Regions from separate parts of the Mus musculus genome. Here region 2 is linked to region 1. The links are chromatin loops, found by intact Hi-C in ENCODE. Cell type or tissue: heart. All regions are shown on one strand.

Region 1 (2,500 bases):
TCCAAAAAAAAAAAAAAAAAAAAGCATCAGGGCAAATGAGCCTGTTTAGGAAGTGAACAGAGTAACCAGGGGCACTAGGGCCAAGAGAGGTGGGGCAGCTTCCCTGAGTCAGACTGGAGGATGAGACACACAGTGGTATGAGGGAAAAGGAGCTACTCACCATTCTACCTTGGCGAGGGTCCTGGCTGCCTGCTCCTGCTCGTCACTAAAGGAGACAGAACACAAGAGGAAAGTGCACGGTCATTAACATCACCATAGAATCAACGATTGTCACACGGGTCTACCCCTGAACTTCTCTGCAACTCATTTTCCTCCACCACAGAGGATCCGGCGTCTCAAAAAGTCACCACACCAGTCAGGCAATGGAAGAAGCAACAAGTGACCCTGCCCGGTGAGAATTCCACCACAAAAGTTCCTGAGCAAGGCTAAGTATCATCCTAGCTTACTCAGCAGAACTCAAACGTTCTGATCCCCACACCCAGCAGTAGAGCACTCCAAACCCTGCTCTCTACAAAAGAGAAGAAATTCCAACTCTGAAGAGACAAAGACTGCCCAACTGGGACTCACTTTTGGCCCTGGTAGGGGCATGAATCCACAGGGCAGTTCGGCCAGTCTCTGAGTCTAGGAGTAGCACCCACCTGACCTGTTACTGGGGGCAGAGTCCAGAGCAGAGGACAAGAGGGAGAGGACCACAACCTGTGATAAAAGAGCAGCAGGGTTGGCCCGGTCCTGCTGAGCATACTTGAGACCAAGTAGGTGAAGGTTTGAGGGAGGAGGCCACACAACAGGAGCAGAATTAGGCCAGTCCGGCCTGGGAGACAACATCTGTCAAATGGGTCGAATTAACAAGGATTTCAAGTTAAGGCCTCCTGGGCCCACTTAGGGAGCCAGGTCTGAATTTCACCGACACTCCTTCATGTTTGGTATGCTCGAGGGGTGTGCAGCAGAGCCCCATAGGAGGCTACGGCGATTAAAGCCTCCATTGTGATCCTACCAACCTTCCCTCCCTCACGGGGGAGCCCGCAAGCGGCCAGCCGGAGGTGCTGCCTCACGGCTCCCTGGCTCGCGGCCTGAGAAACAGAGAGAGGAAGGGAGCGACAAGGACCAGGCCTAGGAGGCCCAGGGTTCTCACAGTTAGGGACTCTGGTCTTAGGGTGGGGGGTGGGGGAGGATGGGCTAAGCAGCCAGGAGATCCAGGTGCCCAGGTTTTAGGGGCGGGGCCAAGGCCTCGGAGGCGGAGCCCCAAATGACAGAGGGCGGGACTCAAGAGAGCCGGCGAGGGCCGGGCAGGACTTGGTCGTTGTGGTTCCCAGGCTGGCAGTGCACGGGGTACAGTGACTCACCCAGGCGGCGTCCGCCCGACCCTCCAAAGCCGCGCTCTCACCACTTCCGTCTCCCGCAGCTGCTGAGGCCGCGCAGCTCGAACCCCACCACGGTCCCTTGTCCCCAACCAATCGTATCTCTAGCCTCTACCCGCCCTGGCCAATAGCCACGCGAAGTCCCGCCCTGCCTCACCACGCAGCCGCCGCCCTCACTCTCCACGCTGCTCACTGGTCCAGTGGGCAGACGCCCTCTCAGCTTGTAACCTATCCGGCACCCGGAGACCAGACAGTACCCGGAGGGAGGAGGCTTGGCGCCAGAGAGCAGACACGACCAATAGGAAATCACAGCGCGTCCCTCTGGCAGCCAATGGGAGAGGAGTAAGAGGGGTCGCAGCCTAGGGCTCCGGGGACAGGAAGTACGGCCGCCCGTCGCCTACTGGTAGCGCAACTGGGGGGCGGGACATTGCAGGGAATGGTAGCAGTCACTTCCGGTGACGACCCCGCCCGAGAGGTAGTTCGCAAATGACCTCGCGGTGGCTCAGCGTTTTAACCCAGTGGTGTTTCTGTTTTGCTCCAGTAATGCGAGAAAGGAAGGGTAGCATGCCGGCTAGGAAAGGGGAAGGTCCCTTCCCAAACTCTCGGTTCCATCACTCTCGTGTTTCGTCGCCCGGTCGATGGAAAAGAAAATCCTGGATTTTTTTTTTTTTTTTTTGTCTGCGAAAGAGAAGAGCTGGGTTCGGGAACTGCTGAAGCCACAGGAATGGAAAACGTGAAAGACCCTCCTAGAAGGCCTGGGAGGAAGGAGCTCTCGGACTGGCAGCGCTGGCGGTTCCCTTTGCGTATCTGGACTGGTTGTTAACGACCGACCAACCTTGCCGTCCTTCGAGACCTGCATTGCCGCCAGTCCAGAGTCTCTCAGCCAAGAGAGAAAAACTGGGTCTGACTGCCATTAGCTAGCTGCGGCTTCTTAGTCTGTAAAAGGGGTAGAGGGACAAGACTGAAGCGCCTGGAGCCAGCACCGGGACGCAGGTCACCAGTAACGCTGGAGGTCTCCGTGATCCGCGCCACTACTAACCAAACTGAAGTGGCAAAGAGTCCTATTCTCGGCGGATAGTCCGAGTCCTGGAGTGGGTCTAGGCCCTGAGATCCTAGGCTAGTGTCCTCACGTCTTGGTTTCT
Region 2 (2,500 bases), 150 kb after region 1:
AATGTATATAAAAAGAAAATAATAAAAAAATATTTATTTACCTATTTATTTAAATTACTTATTTAATGTTTTTACTTATTTATTTATGTAAGTACACCATAGCTGTCTTTTGACACTCCAGAAGAGGGCATCAGATCTGGTTATGGATGGTTGTTTTCATCCTTTGTTCAAATCCACCACGTGGTTGCTGGGATTTGAACTCAGAATCTTTGGAAGAGCATTCAGTGCTCTTACCTGCTGAGGAATCTCACCAGCTCTTGTACTGTGCATTCTTGACTCCCTGACCCACTGAAGCAGTATGATTGACTTCCTTGTTTTACTGCAAAATAACTGATATGTGACCAGTTTCACGGCCCAGATAGTACTTCACTTTGGTGTGGTCTTTGAGTGTGTAGCCTTTCTGAGTGTGTCTAAATTCACAAGAACAGAACACCTGAGTGGTCATAGTCACAAATAACAATCTGTAATAAATGTTCAAAGACATACCTAGGTAAGGCTTAAACAGCACTCTCACCCATAAGACTAAGGAAGCTTTCTATATTTAAAACCCTTTAAGATAAACCGAGTCCACTCAGACTGCGTTCCCTCCCTCTCACCCTCCCAAAGGAGGGAAGAACGATCATCAATGGCAGGAGGCAGCTGCAGTCAAGCAGCACCTAGAGCCGGCTTCACGCTCAGGAGGGAACGCTACGTCTCGTCCTCGTGGTTTCGGGTGCTCTACACAGTCAGAGAAACTTCTCTAGTAACGAACTATAGAAATGATCCCTGAAAGTATAGTCTTAACCTCACGCTCCACACCGCGCCGCACTGCACCGGCCGCCCCCACATCTTAGTCACGGCGACTGACGCACAGACGACCCGTGACATCCCTGTCCGCGCCTCTATCTCACACCGCGTCTGCCCTCGCGGGGACACCTTCTCTGACAGACCGACACCTCTCCAGACCCCGTCCACGGGGCATTTTGAGTCGCTACCGTGTCCCTACACCACGCAGACTGTCACCGCGATTAGCATACGGTCGCCGAACAGCCAATCGGATCACAGTCCTCTCTTGACCCGTCCCACTTCTGCCTGCGAAGGGTCATGCGTCACTGACGGCCACGCACCGCCCTGATGCCCGCCCGCGACTGTGCTCCGGCCGCGGAGGCGCACGCGAGCTCGCAGACGCGCACCGGTTTAGACTTCGGGCTCAAACCGGAGGCCTCCGGTGAGGAACAAACGAAAAACCACGTGGGGAAAATGGCAATTCCATGACTGCACTCTCTATTTAGTAAATTCTGTTGGTGAAAGGCATGGTGGCTCACTGCTGTAATCCTAGCACGTGGTAGCTGAAGGCAAGGGGTCAAGAATTTGAAGCCAGTTTTAGGATTTTTAAAGCCAGCCACATCTACATGAAATCCAGTTTTTTACATCAAACAGGAATCAGCGTTTAGACATTCCAGATTTCCTCTACTCTGAAAGAGAAAAGATAGACAAAGCGAACTGGCCACACGGTAATTAGTAGCACAATTACTGGCTACATACTTGGTGATCACTATTTTAATCTGCCATCCCATTTTATCATTTTATCAGTAGAAGCGTTAGTTCCTTTTCTTAGAGCTTTTGCATTGCCTGACATGTGTTTCACAACAGATGGGAAAAGGTGGGTCCCTTTTCTGTCTGGTACTAAGATCGGTGTGTGACTTGAGGAAAGGAAAGTTCTGAGTGAAGTCCTGACTGAATGTGTTGTTGCCATGGGCAAGTCCATGCCAAGAACCACTCTAAAGTCATAGGAATGAAAAGCGAATGCAACACCGTCCTCTGGTTTATGTGCACATGCTGCCCTGAAATGGCTCCCATACAAACTCTGGGCTCTCTGGTACTGCCCTTCGATATTTAAGACTTTTCCATTCTTCGTTCTCCCTTTTTGTTTTTGTTTTCTTTGCTTTTGAGATTGGGTCTCACTCTGGCAGGCCTAAACCTCTCTTTGTAGAGTAGACAGGCCTTGAACTTGGAGATCCCTCTACTTCTGCCTCCCAACTGCTGGATTAAAGGTGATTCCCCACTTACTTTCCACTTTTTGAGACACCCTCCCCCCTTCACCACACATGCTATACCTTGGTCTTCTTTGAGTAGATGCTCCAATAGCACATGAGCCTGAACACTTCTCTAGCATGTTCTAAGATTGAACCTGCTAGACATGTTAGGTCACGCATATAATCCTCACACTCAGGAGGCTGACAACAGGGTTAGTTAGCCACAAGTTTGAGGTCAGACTAGGCTACACACTAAGTTCCAGGTGGTGACCTGGGTAAAAAGTGAGAACCGTCCCCACAAAATAATCAAAGGCTGACAAGATGGCTCAGCAGGTCGAGTGCTGGCTCTGTCAGAGGGGATCCTAGCACCTACAACAGGCAGGTCACAAATGCCTTTAACTCCAATGACAAAGGCTCTGAATATCCTTTTCTGACTTCCATGGATTCTGACACACATACATGTGCATACACACACACACAGACAC

Evidence for each region. A loop is a pair of places that touch in the nucleus more often than their neighbours do. Peaks named below come from ENCODE experiments on the same cell type or tissue, not always from the same donor. Only the 100,000 strongest peaks of a DNase experiment are listed, where the experiment ranks them.
Region 2: it touches region 1 in a loop (2.3-fold over the local background); 1 of 42 quality-filtered maps calls a loop at or near these places.

Annotation. Positions count from the first base shown.
Region 1 is chr11:87,591,094-87,593,593 of GRCm38, reverse strand. It overlaps Mtmr4 (myotubularin related protein 4), which reads right to left and starts at 1,428. Exons shown (of 19, transcript NM_133215.2): 1 at 1,344-1,428; 2 at 161-205. The coding sequence starts at 163. In heart, CTCF peaks have their summits at 1,014 and 1,791; DNase peaks (open chromatin) are centred at 773, 1,603 and 2,263; H3K4me3 peaks cover 2,500 bases; H3K27ac peaks cover 2,232 bases.
Region 2 is chr11:87,441,518-87,444,017 of GRCm38, reverse strand. The region is part of intron 2 of Tex14 (testis expressed gene 14); the gene reads right to left. It overlaps Rnu3b1 (U3B small nuclear RNA 1), which reads right to left and starts at 781; the gene lies at 567-781. LOC115487798 (a long non-coding RNA gene) reads right to left here. Exons shown (of 2, transcript XR_003949756.1): 1 at 2,097-2,500; 2 at 564-1,454. In heart, a CTCF peak has its summit at 1,165; DNase peaks (open chromatin) are centred at 567 and 1,107; H3K4me3 peaks cover 624 bases; H3K27ac peaks cover 392 bases.